Regions from separate parts of the Homo sapiens genome. Here region 2 is linked to region 1. Evidence: chromatin loops called from intact Hi-C (ENCODE). Cell type or tissue: IMR-90. All regions are shown on one strand. Each heading gives the region's core, and the rest is flanking DNA. Links, peaks and the distances in the headings are about the cores only.

What was found. Peaks named below come from ENCODE experiments on the same cell type or tissue, not always from the same donor. Only the 100,000 strongest peaks of a DNase experiment are listed, where the experiment ranks them.
Region 2: it touches region 1 in a loop (6-fold over the local background); 36 of 110 quality-filtered maps call a loop at or near these places.

What each region holds. Positions count from the first base shown.
Region 1 is chr9:98,856,467-98,867,037 of GRCh38, forward strand. No RefSeq gene overlaps it. Among named protein-coding and RNA genes, the nearest start is that of ADIPINT, 49 kb to the right of the region's middle. RefSeq lists a silencer at 3,479-3,689. In IMR-90, for the core only: a CTCF peak has its summit at 4,567; DNase peaks (open chromatin) are centred at 4,615 and 5,915; H3K27ac peaks cover 597 bases.
Region 2 is chr9:98,968,989-98,977,944 of GRCh38, forward strand. All of the region lies in intron 2 of COL15A1 (collagen type XV alpha 1 chain), which reads left to right. Among named protein-coding and RNA genes, the nearest start is that of COL15A1-AS1, 29 kb to the left of the region's middle. RefSeq lists enhancers at 2,065-2,642, 2,643-3,220. In IMR-90, for the core only: a CTCF peak has its summit at 6,119; a DNase peak (open chromatin) is centred at 6,143.

The DNA.
Region 1 (10,571 bases), core at 2,246-7,245:
AGGAGAAGGGGATTATGTGGGGTATGTACAACAAGGGGTCCTCTTAGAATTCTTGCCTACCACAGCCCACCCTCTGGCCCCCAACAATTGACATCCCTTCCACATGCAACATACATTTACACCCTCCTAAGATTCCCTGGAGTCTCATTACAGCATGAGCTCAAAGTCTAAAATGTTATCATCTTAATCTAAATATCATTGCCTTAAAGTTCAAAATCTAAATCAAGTCCAGGTACAGATGGGCTTCTGGTTGTTAGCCAATAGGTACAGCCGCTGGGGCACAATTCCTCCCCATCTGTGGTCCTGGGAAACTAGAGTTATCTGCCCCAGCATTCTCAATATACAGTGGTGGGACAGGCACAGGATTACAGTTGCAGACATTCTGGGTCAAAAAGTGGGGAATGCAAAGTCAAAAGGCATCATGAGTCTGCTGAGTCTATCACGGTTTGGAAATCCAGCCAGGCAAATATTTGACTATTTTTGATTAGCTTGCAAGACCTAGGAATAATCTCAGGGGCTCTTAGCTCCTTCCTCTGGGCATGGTTCCACCCTCTCATCACTCTTCCTTTTTTATAAGAGATAGCACATATTTGCAGCTCAGTAGTTTTATCAGCCTGCTTCCTGACTTTTTTAGCGCAAGCTGGCAGCATTTCTACTTGGACAATTTTCTCAAGAACTCTGTGGGTCTTGCATGGATTTCAGTGGTTTTCATTCCACCAGACAGAAGCCACATCCGCAGATCTTTGCAAACTAATTCCTTTTCGATGTTGGCCTCCTGCTAAGATGGCTGAGGAATAATGGCCTTGAGCTCCCTAGCTGTCCCTGACTGAGTCGAGAAGATATGTGAGGTGCACACACCCTTCATCTCTCGAAAGAGCCCCTTGTGGGACTGAGTACTCTGATCTTTTGATCTTTCTGAGGTTTTAGCCAAAGGCTGTACAGCCACACACTCAGCCTCTTCTCTATGTCACATTTTCCACAGCCATTGACTTTTAGCACCTTTTGCCACCTGGAGAGGTGGAGTTTTTTCTAAACAATTCAGTCCTAGTTCATTTTTGTGCCATGGTTTTCCTCTCTCTCTCTCTCTCTCTCTCTCTCTCTCTCTCGCTTCACTCACATTTTACTCTAAGCATCAAGGAGAAACCAAGCAGCATTGGCAACATTGGATGAAAATCTCCTTTTGCTGCACAACAAAGCTCATCCCTTACTTCCACACACTGTACTTAAAATAAATAATAAATAAATAAATGGTTCATCTTTTATAAGTTCTGCTTTCCACATAACTTCAGGAGACAATTTTTAAATCTTTAAAAATATTTATTTTCACTGATATGTAATAGTTGTACATATTTGGGGGGTAGGTGTGATATTTTGATAACTGTATACAATGTGTAATGGTCAAATCAGGGTAATTAGCATATCTGTATCACCTCAACATTTATCTTTTCTTTGTGTTGGGAACAGTACAAGTCTTCTTTTCTAGCTAGTTTTAATTACACAATAAATTATTGTTAACTATAAGTTCCTTGCTATACTGTTGAATATTAGAAACTGTTCCTTACATTTAACTATTTTTTTTTACCCCTTAACCAACTTCACTTCACTCTCCCTCCCCCTATTCTTCTCAGCTTCTGGTAATCCTCACTCTGCTCTCTACCTCCATGAGATCCATTTTTTAATTTTTTATTTATTTTATTTATTATTATTATTTTTTAGACAGAGTCTCACTCTGTCTCCCAGACTGGAGTGCAATGGCTCGATCTTGGTTCACTGCAACCACTGCCTCCCAGGTTCAAGAGATTCTCCTGCCTCAGCCTCCCGAGTAGCTGAGGTTACAGGTACCCACCACCATGCCCAACTAATTTTTGTATTTTTAGTAAAGACGGGGTTTCATCATGTTGGTCAGGCTAGTTTTGCACTCCTGACCTCAGGTGATTCACCCGCTTTGGCCTCCCACAGTGCTGGTTACAGGTGTGGGTTACTGCACCCAGTGGTGTTTGTTTGTTTGTTCGTTTTTTGAGACAGAGTCTCCCTCTGTCACCCAGGCTGGAGGGCAGTGGCCTGATCCTGGCTCACTACAACCTCGCCTCCTGAGTTCAAGTGATTCTCCTGCCTCAGCCTCCCAAGTAGCTGGGATTACAGGTGCCTGCCAACATGCCCGGCTAATTTTTGTATTTTTAGTAGAGATGGGGTTTCACCATGTTGACCAGGCTGGTCTCAAACTCTTGAGTTCAGGTGATCCACCTGCCTTGGCCTCCCAAAGTGCAGGGATTACAGGTGTGAGCCACTGTGACTGGCCCCACTTTTTTAGATCCCACGTGTGCCTGAGAACATGTGATATTTGCCTTTCTTTGCCTGGCTTATTTCACTTAACATAATGACCTCTGTGTTGCTGCAAATGACAGGATTTCCTTCTTTCTTATTGCTGAATAGTATTCCATTGTATATATAAACCACATTTTCTTTATACATTCATCTAGTGATGAACATTTAGGTTGATTCCATATTTTGGCTATTGTAAATAATGCTACAATAAACATGGGAGTGCAGGTATTTCTTGGATGTTCGGATTTCCTTTTTTTGGATATATACCCAGCAGTGGGATTGCTGGATCATGTGGTAGTTCTATTTTTAGACTTTTGAGGCACCTCCATGATGTTTTCCATAATGGTTGTACTACTTTACATTCCCACCAACAGTGTACAAGCATTCCTCTTTCTCTGCATCCTTGCAAGCATTTGTTAATTTCTTTGTCATTTTGATAATAGCCATTCTAACTGGGGTGAGATGATAGCTCATCGTGGTTTAAATTTGCATTTCCCTGATGATTAGTGATGTCGAGCATTGCAGGAAACAATTTTGTTAAGGTTTCTGCCACTATCCAGCAAAGATCCCTTTCCTCCAGTTTCCAATGACATGTTCCTCACTTCCTTCCTCTTATTGCCATATTGTGAATATCAGTCTGTCGCCCAGGTTGGAGTGCAGTGGTGCAATTATAACTCACTGCAGCCTCGAATTTCTGGGCTCAAGTGATCCTCCTGCCTCAGCTTCCTAAGTATGTGGGAGTACAGGCATGCACCACCATGCCCAGCTAATTTTTAAAAATTATTTTTTGTGGAGACGGAGTCTCACTTTGTTGCCCACGCTGATCTTGAACTCCTGTCTTCCAGCAATCCTCCTGCCTCGGCCTCCCAAAGCAACCATCCACATTTCTACAAGGAGATGCAGGCTTTATCATGCTCCTCAAAATCCCTCCACCCTTCTCCATTTTAGGTATTTGTTACAGCAACATCTCACTTCCAGGCACCGAAATCTGTATTAGTTTTCTATGGCTACGCAGCAGCTGAAAATACCCATTTATTATCTCACAGTTCCTGTAGGTCAGAAATCAGGGCTTGCTTGGCTCAACTGGGGATCGCAGCTTTGGATCTTGCAGGCTGAAATCAGGGTGTTGGCTGGGACTGGTGTCTCATCTGAGCCTTGGTGTCTTCTTGCAAGCTCACTGTTTTTTGGCAAAATTCATTCCTTGTGGTTGTAGGACTGAGAACCTCAGCTCCTAGAGGCCACCTGCTGAGAGTGTCTGCTGCTGGCTTTGAAGAAGTGAGCTGCCACGTTGTCACAGGGCCACGTGCCTTCGACCTGAGTGTGGCCTCTAGGCGCTCAGAGTGGCCAAGTTCATGCTGAATTCCTGGAAATGGAGACTCATCAGTGGGATTATTATGTTAATAGCAATGTAGACAATGCAGGTGCATTGGAAACTTGGGCTCAGGAGCAACCATCGCTGTCATCAGATATTTACTTACCATTCAAGAAGATTCTGTTTTGAAAATTTCCAAAAATTCTCAAGAAATGGAATCTTTGTCATGTGACAGGCCCTTTACATGTCAGTTGGAAAGGATGTGTTTTATTTCTAGGGGCCAATTCTGGATTTCTTTATAGGTTGAATATCTGTTCAACTTAAATTTCCTTTGCTAACCTACTTTCCTTTTCTCCTCCTATTAAAATAGCGCTTTTCACACTTTCATGTGCATAGTGGGAATCCCCTGGCATCTTGTTAAAAGGCAGATTCAGGCCAGGCGTGGTGGCTCACGCCTGTAATCCCAGCTCTTTGGTAGGCCGAGGCAAATGGATCACTTGAGGTCAGGAGTTCGAGATCAGCCTGACCAACATGGTGAAACCCCATCTCTACTAAAAATACAAAATTAGCCAGATGTGGTGGCACATGCCTGTAATTCCAAACTACTCGGGAGGCTGAGGCAGGAGAATCACTTGAACCCAGGAGGCGGATGTTGCAGTGAGCCAAGATCAAGCCATTGCACTCCAGCCTGGGAGACAGAGCGAGACTCCATCTCAAAATTAAAAACAAAAAAAGGCAGATAGATTCAGGTTCAGTAGGTCTAGGATGGGGTCTGAGATTCTGCATGTCCCCTAAGCTCTTACATAATGCAATTGCTGCTGGTCTGTGGACCACATTTTGAGTAGCAACATATATGTGAGAATGAGACGGAGAGGAGAAAGCGCCTGGTTAGCCAGGCAGTCATGTCTTCCTTGCACACACACACTAGATGGTGTTGTCAGCTCAGGAAACATGACAGTGCTTTCCTGGAGACCAAGTCTATTGGTCTAAAAATTCTCCAAGTCAGAGATCCCGGGATGGCAGACTTGGAAGGCTCCCAGAGATCATCTAGTGCCAGATGTAGCCGATGGGGAACTGAAGCCAGGGAGGGAAGAGGTTTGCTGGATATCACGCAGCAAGTCAGGGACCAATTCCCATCATTCCACTTAGCAGTCAGTGTTCTAAATGTGGCCTGGGTGTGTCACTTTTCTTAAAGTGTTAAAGTGGTACTCTCTCCTTCTTTTTAAAAATTGTAGCTTCAAAAATTGGCTTTGCTATATTACATTGTATACATTTTAAAGTCAAATTAATTTCCTATCTTAACAAAAAGTTCTAGAGACTTTGCCACGCAGCTTGGTGTATCATAGCCACAATATTTATTTAATTAGTGAAGTTGGAAATACTGGCCTCTTACAGTCTCCTAATGTTTGTGAGGTTTAATACACTACACACCAAATTTCTCACACCTATACACAACTTCCAAGGTTTTTTTTTTTAAAACAAACATTTTATTTGATCTTATGAAGTCAGTTAGCTGAAGGTTGCTACCTTCTGTTTGCAGCTGCTGATAATAATAATAATAATAATAATAATAATAATAATAATAATAATGATACTATGTGTTCAGCACTTTTCTAAGCACTTCATATAAATGAGCTAATTTAATTCTCAAAATTAAAAACATTCCACCTCCCGCCCACCACCCCTGCTTTAAAAGGTAAGGACATTGAGACTCAGAGAGGGTAAGGAACTGGTCTAAGTTTGCACAGATAATAAGCGGCAGGGCTGGGATTTGCACTTAGTCTTGCTCCAGAGCTCAAACAGCTCTGTCTTCCTCTCTCTGGGAGGGGAGGAGAGGGCCTGCCCAAGTCACGCAGCTCATATTCCCTGATCACTCTTAATCCATGTACACAACACTGCCAGTTACAGCCTGACGGTTAATGAGAGTCTGTCCTGCTTGGAGAGTGCAGGAGTTTATAGCTGATTGATATCTCTGGGCAAGCACATTTCTTTCCAAAGTGTCAAGTCAAGGAGAAGAACTAGGGACAGGGCTCCAAGTTCAGAGTTGCCTGTGGACCAGACCTGCTCCTCCACATGCAGCTGTCCGGGTGGAATTCCATCCTTGCCCATGTCACACTCTGCCCTCTTTCTCTTTCAAACAGGATGCGGGTGGGAGGTATGTCTTCAGTTTCCCTCTCTGAGGTTCTTGCTGCTCAGTCAGAGAGGCCTACAGGCAGTGGCCAAATTGACTGCGATTGCTTCATCCAGCCCTTACCCATCTTCAGTGTGCTTAATACCCAGGGGATAGAGAGTTCTGTCTCAATCGCCATGTCATGATTCCTTTCTGAATCATCTTGAACTTTCTTTTACGAGGTAAGGGTCAGTGGAACAGATTGCTCATGAGAATCTTAAGACAGTTATTTCAGTATCCTATAAAGAAATTGCCAGAATGGGTGTGTCTGTTGGGTGGCTTGAGTTATTAACTCAAGCGTGATTGCAAAGCACCACTGGATTCTAATTGCCAACAGTTATTTTTCATTTATTTATTTATGAGATGGAATCTCGCTCTGTTACCCAGGCTGGAGTGCAGTGGCACAATCTCGGCTGACTGAAATCTCCATCTCCTGGGTTCAAGCAATTCTCCTGCCACAGCCTCCTGACTAGCTGGGATTATAGGCACCTGCCACCATGCCTAGCTAATTTTTGCATTTTTAGTAGAGACGGGGTTTCAACACGTTGGCCAGGCTGGTCTTGAACTCCTGACCTCAGGTGATCTGCCTGCCTTGGCCTCCCAAAGTGCTGGGATTACAGGCATAAGCCACCGTGCCTGGCCACCAACGGTTATTTTAACAAGCAAATTACTGGGTTATAGACCTTGAAGGGACTTTAGAAGTCATGTGCTCAACTCCTTCCTAATGCAGAAATTCCTCCTCCACGTTCCCAATACACAGCCAGCTGACCCTAGCTTGTCCACTGCCACTTACTCCACAGCCATCCCGTTCTGTTCTTGGGTGGCTTCCTGATGAAGCGGGAATCACTTTCCCTGCAACTTCCCTTATTGCTCTGGGATCCCTCTGAGGCCACCCAGTGCGTTTGCTCTCTCTGCTCCAGGACACCCCTCAGAAAGTCAAGTAGGGAGGATATGGCCTTACACTTACTCTGCTCCAGGCTAAGCAGCCCTAGTTTCTTCATTGTGGTGTGTGGTTTTCACTGGGATTCTGGGAGTGAGTGAAGACAGAGGTTTGCATGAAATCTGCTGCATTTTACCAAAAATCAAGACTGTCTTCTGTATCCTTACAGAGAGGTCCAGGCCAGCTCAGGCTGACCCCCAAATGCTGTGAGGGTAGTAAAACATTGGCAGGCTGTGGGGTGGGGACTGGCTGCGTGCATGTGTGTGTGTGTCTGTGTGTGTGTGTGTGTGTGTGACAGAGAGAGAGAGAAAACCAGAAATGGTGTGAGACCCCAAACCTTCATTTTCCATAATAGGAAGTCAAGAATAATCATCTAAAATAGAAAAACTGGCCAGGTGAGGTGGCTCATGGCTGTAATCCCAGCACTTTGGGAGGCCGAGGCAGGTGGATTACCTGAGGTCAGGAGTTCAAGACCAGCCTGGTCAACATGGCGAAACCCCATCTCTACTAAAAATACAAAAATTAGCCAGGCATGGTGGTGGATGCCTGTAATCCCAGCTACTCGGGAGGCTGAGGCAGGAGAATTGCTTGAACCCGGGAGGTGGAGGTTGCAGTGAGCCAAGATCACGCCACTGCACTCTAGCCTGGGTGACAGAGCAAGACTCTGTCTCAAAACAAACAAACAAAAATACGAAGGCAAACACTGGAAGAAATAGCTGGAGGAGTTGAGAATAGAGTCTCTCTTGGGAGCCAGATCTGGGGGTGGAGAGAGGTGGGAATGGGAGACTGCTGATTTTATTATAAACCTTGAGAATGATTAGGTTTCTTAAGCTAAATACATATATTCCTTTGACAAAAATTATATTTAAAAATTTCCCCAAACGGAGTCTGAGTGCAAACTCTTATTAGTAGGGAAAAAATTAGGGACCTTAGTTTGCCTTTGTTTGGCATGATCGATTGAAAACAGGCCAGGATTTGCAGTAGGAGAGACCTGAGTATAAATTCTGCTTGGTCACATGGACTTTGAGCAAGTTACTTACCCACTCCGAGCCACGATATCCTCTTCTGTATTATAGGGGCAGTGCTACTACCTCTGAGGGGGTGGTGAGGATTGAAGGAGGTGAGGGGGGCCAAGCTGGGAGCCTGGGGCACCAGCCAGAATCAGAGCTCAGGGACCACTTCCTGAGGGAGAGAAGATGCTGACCAGACAAAGATCCCAGGTTGCTCAATCCCAGAAGTGTCCTGGGAACCAGATCAGCCTCAGCCAGCAGAGTGTCTGGGAACTGTTGCTCTTCACAGAAGCCCTGAGTTCTGTGCTGTTTGCTGCATGTGGTAGAACAAAGAGGTCCTTGGAGGTTCCCAATCCTCCTTCCTTCTCCATCTGCAGGAATATCAACTTTTCAACACTTCTCTTGTAATTAGTCCATCTCCCTGGGAAAACATTGAATCCAAGAGCTGCAGGGATGTTTAGGGTTCATTTTATCCAATCTTTTCACTGTGGAGTTGAGGGCACGGCTCCCTCAGAGAGCACAGGAAGGGGCCCCAGAGGCTAGTTCATAGTTTGTGCCTGGAGAAGGGAGGATGAACTTCGGCCACTCTGCAGAACCCTGCGGGCAGTAGGATTTGGAAGACTCAGGGAGCTTGTCCTGATGTGGACTGGGCTCTGTGCACAACCTTTGCAACCAGAAGCTGAAGGGAAATCAAACTGCCTTTTCTGGGTCAGATTCTGGACAATTCTGGGAACTTGTCTGCAGAACAAATTGATTTATGGGGACCCAGCTGTGAGGAACTGTACAAAACAGGGATCAGAGGAGATACACTCCAGATGTGGCTTCATTAAAAGCAGGGAGAGAAAAATACGGCTGAAGGGCTTCTTAGGTCCATTGGGCCGTGACTCGGAGTCTTGGGAGAAAGTATGGCAAGGGCCTGTGGCATCAAGCGGCTGACTTTGAGCTGGATAGCAGCTTAGAATTCATTCTGTCCAACCTCCAGACACTAGGGATGGGGAAGCCAGAGGCCTAGAGAGCAAAGGGGCTGATTCGGTATCACACAGCCAGGGTAGCCAAGGTTGGGACCAGAACCCACGTCTTCTGCTGCCAGTTCCAACGTCTGTCCCATCACCTGCCCCTGCCTCTCACTCTAAGAGTCTGCCTTTTAGAAACCAACTCAAGGCTGTTTTCTTAATTAAAAGCCAATCTCACTGTGTTGGTGAGATTGGCCACACTTTGAAGAATGAGGCCAGGCATCTATCTATCTATCTATCTATCTATCTATCTATCTATCTATCTAATTAGCTTTCTTGGATGGAAAAGATCCTTTTGTATTGCCCAGAGGGAATCCTTGCCCTAATGCTGGGGTGAAAAACTTCCTCCCCATCTCACAGACTTCCAAGGCTCTCGGCAACACTTTCCATTGGAGTAGTTGGTTCTTTGTCAGGTGTCTGCTCTCTGTCTTCTGAGGGTGCAGGTGGAGGTGGTCCAAGAGACGGGAGCATGATCCTCTCCAGCTGCATTGTCTCTGTTGGGAATGGATTTCAGTTTTCTGATGCTCGGAAACTAGATTCACATTTGGTAGAATCTCAAATCCAGCTTGGTTTCCCATTCCTATAACAGCATTCCTGATGTGTGTGAAATTCTTCTTTTTCTTTAACACTTTAATTTTCCCAGATTATTTAAAAATATAAGATTACTGCTGAAAATCTGGAAACTACACAAGAATGTAAAGAAACCACTTAAGTTCTCACTACCCAAAGACAGCACCATTTGGAATTACGTCCTTCCAGTCTTTTTTCGTGATCACACTTCCTTTCATTTGGCTGAAATTGGCTGGATAATAACTTTTGCCCAGTGAGCATAGTTCTGTTGCTTGGAAAAAGGCAGAATTAGTCTCCTTCCTAACAAAAGTTCAGATGCATGAAGTCAACATCTGTCCCCAGATTCTTCCTACCTCTGGGAAAAAACCTCAACCCCATTTAAATGCCAAGGTTTATAACAGCACTTCTGATTATTACCATTTACTAAGTGTGCACTACTTGTAAGGTACAGTGCTAACTAATTCTCATACATTCCTTGTTTAATCTTCACAACAACCTCATGAAGGAGGCATTTTCTAGCTCCAAGTTTTAAAAGAAACTGAGACTCAAAGAGAATGGGTCCCATTTAGGCTGACGGGAACCAAGTTCAGTGAGATGAGAGCCTCCTTTATTCTGGACCCTTTATCTCTATTATGGTGGCCAGAGGACACAGCAGCATTCCTGATGCTTTATCAGAACTGCCCCTTGAATGCCATGCTTGCAAAGCAAACTTTTACATTTGTTCCTGACAAATTAATCTCTTTCATTCTGGCTCATAAAGACCTTTTTTTCCCTCATAAAAATCTCTGAGGCAACATGACTCATGTAGAATTCCTGGAAACAATATTTTTAAAAAGCCTCCTAGCTATAGCACCTGGCACACACGACACATCCCATACCTGGTTACTATTACTACAGAAGGCAGGTGACACTGTTTGTTTCGTTCCCTGGGTTTCCCTCTGTTCCCCACAGTAGAACAATGGGCTAAAAGTAGCTCTGTGCTAAGGAGGGCCCATCCGCTGTGGTTGGTCTCTGAGGTGGCTTCCAGAAGCATCCATCCTTTCCAGCTATTGGCAGAAACAAGAAGCCAAGAAGATACTTCCTTGAATGTGGGCCCATCTGCTCTCATGCCTGGCTCTGCTCTCCCTCATCATCCCTCCCATTTGCGGGTGGGGTGGGTTTGTCTGTCCTTGGTGGGAAGACCTCTTCCCTCCCCAGCCCTCAGACCCCAAATCCATGACACCACAGCCCA
Region 2 (8,956 bases), core at 3,336-8,335, 110 kb after region 1:
CCCCCAGACTCCTGTCTGGAGCCCTTTGTCCATGTTAATTGTTCCTCATACCCTGGCAAGTTGTACTTGGCAAAGCATTTTCTCATTCAAAACTCTACTGGATCCTCACTGCAGTCTCATGAGAAAGATTGTATCACCCTATTTTGCAGAAGAGAAAACTGAGGCCCAGGGGAAAATTGCACAAAGCTGCCTTTCATGGCAATTCTAAGCAGTAATTTATGGGAGAGAAAAGAAGGCTAATGTCACTGATAATACTAACTACCACCACCGCTATGCTTCATTCATCGTGGGCCTTTGCTTGGCCCTCTGCTCAGTGTTTTATGTCTATTATCTCAGGTCATTCTCAAAACTCTCTCCTGAAGTAGGTAGCATTCCTCTTGCGGATCGAGAAACTCTGGCTCAGAGAAGTGAAGTATCTTATCCAAAGTTGCCCATCTTTTAAATGCAGAGTTGAGGTTGAGTCTTTCTCCCTAATACCAGGTTGCTCAGAGATCCGTCTCCTAGCTCTGAAAAAATGTCAGGGCAGACCAGAAGAGAACAGTGGCTGCCCAGTGGCCAGCAAGACTGTGGGAGACCCCCTCTCGTTGTCAGCAGAGCCCCGCTCCTGGTAGCTGGTAGGGAGGTGCCCAGTGTTGATGCCCCCAGCCATAGGGAGGGAGTCAGGGCAATGGGAATAGAGAGGCAGATGGGCCCAAGGTCACTGAGGGCTGGGACAACAATAAGGGTGTGCTTCCTGGAGTGGGTCAGGCTTGGGTTGAAGTGACATTCCTGGAGAGCAGCAGAGACAGACTCAATGCCTCGCATCAGACAGATGAGGGCTTAAAATCTCCAGTCTGGGATTTGATAGCTGGGTGCCCTTGGGCAAGTTATTTAACTTCCCAGTGCCTCATTCCTTCATCTGTAAATTGGGAACAAAAAGAGTGGGGTTGTTGTGAAGAAGTCAGGGGCTATAATTAGCATCAACTGGGAAGTTTGTGCAGCCTCCCCATGCCCAAGCCACACCTGAACCAGCTCAATCAACATCTTTGGGAGTGAGGCAAGAGCATTAGTAGTTTAAAAAAAAAAAAAAAAAAGTCTCCCCAGGTGATTCTACTGTGCAGCCAGGGTTGAGAACCACCGCTATGCAAGTAAAGCACTTCGTGCCCAGGACATAGTAAGGGCTCCGTATACAGGAACTATTGCCCATTCACTCATGCACAAAACAAACATTTATTGAGCACTTACCTATGCCAGGCTCTGGATTACATGCCAGGCATCACCTGTTCACAGCAGCTGTCTGAATTTATTTATGTACTATTTCTAGATAGCTTCCAATAGAGGGATCGTGGAATTCAGTGCTTTGTGAAGCCAGGACCCCAAGTCCATAATTCTAGGGAGAAGGTTTTACTGACAACGAGGAAAGGAGGGAAATGCAGAAAATGTACCCAAATCAGAGAAACCAAACCCTGTGTGTGGGAAGAGCAGTCTGAGCTCTCTGAGCCCTTAAGGGGGTAGCAGGAGAAGACAGTGTGGGCTTCAGACTTTCTGTGGGCTCCTCTGTAAATATCTGCCCCTACAACACCCCAGCTTCCACAGCTGTGATGTGGAAGGGCTTTCAATGATTGGTTTGATTGTTTTTAGCCTCAGAACTCTTCATTCAAATGAGACTTAATGGAACCCAAATTATTAAACAAATGAAGTCTGAATTGCTTGGGTGTATGTATATGAGTGTAGGTGAGTGTGTGTGGATGTGGGTTAGTGTGTGGGACAGGGTCTATGAATAGGTTGTGAGTGTGTGAGTAGGTAAGTGTGTGCATGTGTCAGTGTGTGAGTTTGTATGAGTCTAGGGTGAGTGCGGGTGGAGGTGCATGAGTCGGTGTATACTGGAGTATATAAACGTGTGTGTATTTGTATATCTATGTGTTAGTTTGTGTGGCGTGAACCTTCGAAAGTATGTGTATGAGTGTGTGTTATGAGTATGTGAACCTATGCGTGTGTATGAGAGAGTGGTAAGAATAACAGATTTGTACTGTGTATTTGTGGATGTATCCGTGTGTGCATGTGTTCCTGTGTGTTAGGGGGCCAAGGGGCAGGACTTCTGCTAAGGCCTCCTGTATCCTCCTCCCTTTCTCATCCCCAGCCCTGGAAAATACTGCTTGAAACCCCCTGGTCTATGTGTCTACACTGGCCCTGCCAGCAGTCCTGTGTCGCCTTGGAATGCTGGGCCTGACGGCTTCCAGGAGCCATGGGCTGTAGAGCATCCATGTCCAGCAGGTCACTGCATGCTCCCATCCCATGCCCCTCACGTGCCCCTGACAGGCCCCTTTTTCTCCGTGCCATTTTCCATGTGTTTTCCTCCCAGAGCCCTGAGCTGAGCCCTCCAGAGCTGCCTGCCGGGTGGGGGTGATGACTCATTTCAGTTGATGTCATCCTCAGGATTCAAGGCTCTCAATGCACTCAAAGAGTCTTTGTTCCCCAAATGGAAAAGGAAAGTCCGTACACCGAGAAGAGCTGACAACGAAACTCTTCCCAGATGCCCATGGGTGCTCACGCCTGCCCGCACCTGCTGGCCTTCACTGTGCCACCTAGTCCACATGGTCCCTGGGGTGGCTTTGTGCCCAGGATCCAGGAAACAGAGGTTGAGGGAAGGGGGTAAAGGAAGGGACGTAAAGACCCCCACTGCAGCAAGACAGCAGGAACCACTGCTTCTTCCTGAGATTGGATATGCTCTTGCACTGCGGCTAACTGCTGCCAGGACTGAGGGGTCCGCGTGTGTGCGCATGCACGTGGGCATGTGTGAAGGGAGCGGTGGTGAGCAGAGCTGGGTCACAGGATAGGGGAGTCACCCCATGCTCTCAGCAGAGCCGGGTCACAGGATGGGGGAGCCACCCCACGCTCTCTCTCTCTGGGCTGCTCTCCTCAGTTCCTTATCCGCTGGGCCTGTTCATCAATTATGTTGCTAATTCTTTCATGGCTAGCAGGTGGTTGTGAGGCTGAACGGAGGTGCTGTACTGACAGCTTGAGAGTGCCCCGCCCTGGTCAGCACCCAACCCAATGAGCGAGGACTCCCAGTGTTTACCAAATGCTCACTACACACCAGGCCCTGTGCGAAGTAGGGTTCTCACTGTGTTGTCCGTTCTCACAATATCTCTGTGAGCCAGGTCCTAGTGCTGCCCCACTTTATAGATTAGGAGGCTACAGAGGGGCGAGGTGATCTGTGGAAAGGCCATGAGTGGCAGACCCAGGACTAAGCATAGGTCTGTCTGATGCCAAAGCCCAGGCAGTTAGCCCTTACCCGTGGCTGTCACTTGAGAGTGGGCATCAGATTGACGCAGGCAAGACCCTGAAAGACTCTGATTCCATAGGCCCAAGCAGGAGGGGCAGACCTCTGACTTTTAAAAGCTCCCAGGGGTGACTCTGATATGTGGCTAGGGCTGCAAACTTCACACCAGCCTACCTTACCTAGTCCCATTTGAATCTTGACTCCAACTGCTTATTAACCTCATGGATTTGGAACAGTAATTTAAGCCTCAGTTTTCTAACCTGCAAATGGGGATAATAATATCATCCATCTCAGAAAGAATCAAGTGTAAGGATGACTGATTTGTGGAAAGCCCTTTGAACAGCACTTGGCATGCAGCAAGCCTGCAGAAAATTTTAGCTGCTGATGCTGTTGTTTCTTGACATTCTGTTCATTCAGAGTCCCCTTTGCCAGGCTCTGTGCTGGTGCTGAGGACCGAGAGATGAGTTGGCATGGTCCATGCCCAGGGCCCATGTCTAAGCATATGAGAGCAAGGTGAACTGGCCACTGGACTGCAGACAGATGAGGGTGTCTGGGAGGAAGGATGGAGGGGGACTGAGGGAACACAGAAGTATGCAGCTGGGCCTGGGAGAGCCACAAGGAAAGCTTGAAAGGCAATGGGCTGTAACAGGCAGAGCCCAGCTTCACATCTTCAGTGCTGGCTGCTGCACCGAGGATTCTGAGTGAGTGACTTCCTGTCTCTGGGGCTTGACTCCCTACTCTGCAAAATGAGAGAATGATCCCTGCGTTGCCTGCCTCCTGGCAGAAGGAACGGGTAAGAGGATGCTTTGGAAACAGAAGAGGATACTGGACAGGTGAGGATTACTTCCTGCTGGGCTAAGTGCTTTTCAGCTGCTGGCCAGGAAAACCAAGCTTCAGCCAGGACCCCAGCTCCAGGCTTCCTCAAATCGTCTTCTCCAGTTTAGGTCAGAGGCTCGAGAAAGCAAGAACGAGAGAACAAGAGAGCAAGAGAGAAAGAGAGAGAGGGAGAGAGAGAGAGAGAGGGAGGAGAGCTTATACAGTAACTTCATTGAACAGGAAAATTCCTATGCTATATATGAAAACCGGAAAAGAGAAGGAGGCGTTCTAAGTTTACATGTAGAAAAATGCTCTTCTGTAATTCAGAAAAATAGGGTCTTTGATTGTGGCCGAGCCAGGTCTACTTTCTAAGTTGATCCAGGATTTTTTCCCTGGCAAGGAAACAGTTCTTTTTTAAGAAATGCATCGGGTGATAGGTTTTTCTAAGAACCTCTCGCACCTTTGCTGGGTGCAGATAAACCCTCAGGCACCGTGGATTGTGTTGTGTTCATTTTCCTCAGAAAGGGAGTCAGGTGGAAACGGGAGCCCCCAGAGACTCCAGCCTGGGTGGGGCTGAGTTTCCACACAGGCAGAGAGCTGTGACATTTTCCTGAGCACAGTGCTCCTTGCCTCTGGCCAGGCCTTGCTGGCTAAAGACAAGGAAGTCTGTGGGGAGGGCTGGGTTTGTCCCGGCCCCTGTTGGAGTCATTCCTTCCAGGCCTGAAGGCTGTGGACTGAAAGAACCGGCAGTTAGGGGCGGTTAGAAAAACTGAAACACTGGCGGGAGACAAGGAGGAGGCAGACGATGAGGCTGTCAGACCTGGCAAGGGCCTTTGGAAAATATTTAGTCCAAGGCTCTAGTTTGACAGATATTGAACCTGAGGCTCAGAGAAGGGAAGGGACTGCTCAAAGTCATATGCCAAGTTGGTGGCAGAGTCCACCTTGCAGGCTGAGGCCCTTTCCACCACCCCATGCAACATCTGAGAGGTCAGGATGTAGAAGTTGAGGCCGACTTGTGTGTGGTCTCAGAGGGGTAGAGAGCTAGGCCCAGCCAGGTGGGTGGGAGTTGCAGGGGCGGTTGCCTCAGTTCAACATGAGAAAGGACTTCCGAAGACTTCGAATTGTGCAGCAATGGTCAGGTGGCCGTGAGTGGAGATGAGCAGGTGGAAGCCAGGTGGCTTTGGATGGGTGAGCATTGTAGGAAGCTCCTCCCCAGGTGGTGAGCTGCACTGTCCCACACAGTCTGCGGTTGCTGAACTCCTGTCCCTCCAGGGAGGTGGGAGAAAGGGAAGTCACATGCCAGATGTGATTTAGACATACCCAGGGTCCTTGGGGGCCACCTCTCTGTAGGGGTGTCCAAAGGGAAGGGAAAGAACCGTCCCAGAAGATGCAAGAACCCCACCCTCCCAACTTGCTGGCAGGACAAGCTGACAAAGGGCAAGGAGGAGGGACACGTGGCTTCTCCGACGGTCTGCCCCCCATGCTGCAGGCGCAGAGGAGGGGGACTGAGCACCTCCTCTTCTCCCCAGGGACTGAGTGCCAAGAAACTCAGGTGAGAGGAGCCCTTCTGGGGTCCCAAGGGCAGTCCCCCCACCTTACCCTACATACCCTCATCCTACTGGTCCAGCCCCAGGCCACAGGCAGTATAGGGTCATCTGGACCCCCTCAGCCCCGGCCCCCCAGTGGGAATACACCCACCCGCTTGCAGGAGTCACCGTGGCCCCGTTTAAGCTGACTGAAGTGTGCCGTCGGTCTTTAGAGGCGTGTGTGGGAATGGTAGAAACCCAGGAGGGGCACCTTCAGCCTTTCCCAGCACTCGGTGCAGAGAAACAGCAGAGGAGGGAAAGGAGGCGTTATGGGTTCTAGGCCTGGCTTGGCCAAACTCACTGCATGGCCTCAGACCTGCTCTCTTGGGTCCCTTAACAGACCTTTCGCTTTGAGTCTGTTGTTGGGATCCCGGTTCACAGCGCAGGTGGAAAGCCTTCCTTGCAGTTGGTGGAAGCGCAGTTCCCGTAGAGACCGCCAGGAGCCGCTGCCGCGCACGGTCCCGGGGCGTCCTCAGCCTCCCTCGCGCCTCCGTCCGGACATATCCGCAGCGCTCCTTCACCTGGAGCGAGGAACGCTCCTTAGCCTCCTCTGGCTTTAAATGCTAACTAGCGCTAGCGCTGGGCTCAGGTCCCAGATGATCGTCTGTGAGAGGGAGCTTTGCAAAGCCAGCTACAGTTCTCTAGGGAGGCAAGGCTCCAAAGCTCAGGCTAGTCCCGGGCACTGCTTCAGGACCCCACAGATGGAAGGACTGATCCAGCCCATCGCACGGAAGGGGAAACCGAGGCCCAGCGGGGTAGGGGAGGTGCCAGATGATGTCCCTGAGCCTGTGGCAGAGAGGAGGAGGAGAGGTGAGAGTTCGCTCCTGTTCTTCATCTCTGGCCAAATCGCTGTCATCTGTGTGGAAGGAAAACCTGAACCCTGCTCTGTTTGTTTCTTCATGGCTGGGATTCTGCCTGGTTTCCATGGAAACTGGCTTTGGACCCTTGGGAGGAAAGTCGCACCCTGCCCTGACTGCTCAGATTTTCCTCTGCCTCCTCTGTCTCTGAAACCGTCTGATTTCTCCTCTCTGCGCCCTGAGGAGGGGCCACCCCAAAACTGCACTTAGGAGTCTGAACTAGATTTGAGGGAGGGAGGCTCAGGTTGTCTCTCCCTGTGTCCGTTCCTTCACAGCATCCCCTTGGCTCTGTGGATGTTTAGAGGAGGGGGGATGACTTTGGCCCTTTTTGCAGAGTGAGAGTGGGGCCCCCGTGTGTTGGGGTGCAGCTGAGCCTGACTGGAAAGATTTAGATGTAAGAAGATGGGGAAGAGTGATGTCACTAGAAGGAATAGCATGAGTGAAGGCAAAGACACGGGGGGAGAATGAGGAGATGAAGCAGAGGGTGTCTCGAGTAGAATTTTGCTTTTATGCTGAAGGCACTGGGGAGCCATTGAAGGCTTTGGAGCTTGTAATAGGAGCAGATGACTACTAATGGTCACCTAGATAGTGAGCTGCTTGAGCACACATGTTCCAGGCTTAGCTCCATGTCTCCAGCACTACACAAGGCACAATGTGGGAGCTTTAGAAATATGATCAAATTCATGAATTGGAAAAGTAAGTTGAAAACCCCCATTGGAAATGAAGCTATCTCTAAGCATTAATGAAGTGAGAGAATAAGACCGGTCAGATGCAGCCCCAGGAAGTGTTTGAAGGCAGTGAAAATACATAGAATAAATCACAGTGGATGTGGCTCTGAGAGTCTATCTGGTCTAACTCTCTGATGGGAAAACTGAGATCAGGGAGGGGGACTAGCTGGCCCAAGGTCACAGACAGAGTCTTGAACCTGAGTCCTTCCTCCCCTCCCTGGGTCTCTCATTGCCCCATGGATTCATGCCTCCCAGATGGGCTCTCTGGGCCAGTGGATCCAGCATCGTGGAGATGGGAGGGAACGTGGACTTTCAGGTGATGGATGGGCATGCAGTGAGGTCACTGTTGGATGTCAGACTGGAGCCCGACCTCAGTGACTCTCACCAGGGCCTCAGACTGTGAGCCTGGCACCTTCAATTCAGGAATGCCTAGGATTTAGTTCAGCCAGCAAACACTTCCTGAGGACCTGCTCAGGGACAGAGCCTGGGTGTGGGGGAGACAGGGAGAAGTGGACGCCAGTTCCTACACTTAAGGAGGTTCCAAGATGGTAGGGTCCAACACCTTAGTCATATAATGCCATATATGCTACATAGAGTCAGGGCCAAGTGCAGGAGCGGGAATGCCCAGACTACCTGGTGGGGGAATCCAAGAAGACTTCATGGAGGAGGTGATGACATTGAAGTTGGGCCCTGAGATGTGTGGAGCAGTTCCTCAAGTGGAGGGAACAGCATACACAAAGGCTCAAGGGTGTAAAATGTAGGACCCATTCAGGATACCTTGAGTTTTCCAGTATGACAATTGCATGGGAAATAGCAGGGTAATAATAATAGGGAAAGAAATGGCAGCTACCATTTATTAAGCACTCTGTGTGCTAAGCAGTGTGCTAAACATTTTAGGTATATTATTTTATTTAAGTCACACAACTGTCCTCTGAGAGAAGTATTATTATCTGGGGATAAGTGTGGGCCGCTTCCAAGAATCCTCAGGCTGCAGAGTTCCATCAGCATGCTCCACGCCAGTCCCCAGTCCCCTCCAAAATGGTGGGATGTCTTCCCACCAGCTGTGATCTCCACCCTCCTCCCTTCTTGCCCAGCACAGAGCCATCCAAGGTCAAGCCCATGGACCCAGTTGCTGGGCCTGTTTGTCTTGGCTCCCTGGCTTCTCCTCCCCTCCCTGGTGGCTGCCTAAACAGGTGGCCCTCCTGCTGGAGGCCAAAGGGAAATGAGCCAGCAGGCCCAGGCGCAGCCGCGAGTGAGCATGGGTCACTCCAGGTCAGGGGTCGTCCCCTACCACGCCATGCCATGGGACAGTGGATGTGGAAGGATGTGGTGGGGGTTGCTGAGAGCAGAGCTGGGCTGCTGGGGCTGACTTGGGCTTGCTCTACATTCATGGCTGGCCTCCCTCTTGGCGGACTCTGTGGAAACAAGGCCTGCGGGCCAGCGCCTATCCATGTGTCCTGTCTTGAATGGCTGAGGTCTAGGGGGATGGAGGGTGGGAGGGTTAGGAAGGGATCTTTTTTGCAGACTTTGGTTTTTGTTAAGCTTATACCTTGCATTTCCCATCTGTCGTCTCATTGAATCCCCACATGGGAAGTGGGCAGGGACCTCCCCTGATCACCAGGAAGTCATCGCCCAAAGGCTTTGTGTTTGGTAAAGGGCAAAGGAGGGGTCTCATCCCAGCTGTGTCCAAGGAAGAGGATGTTCTCC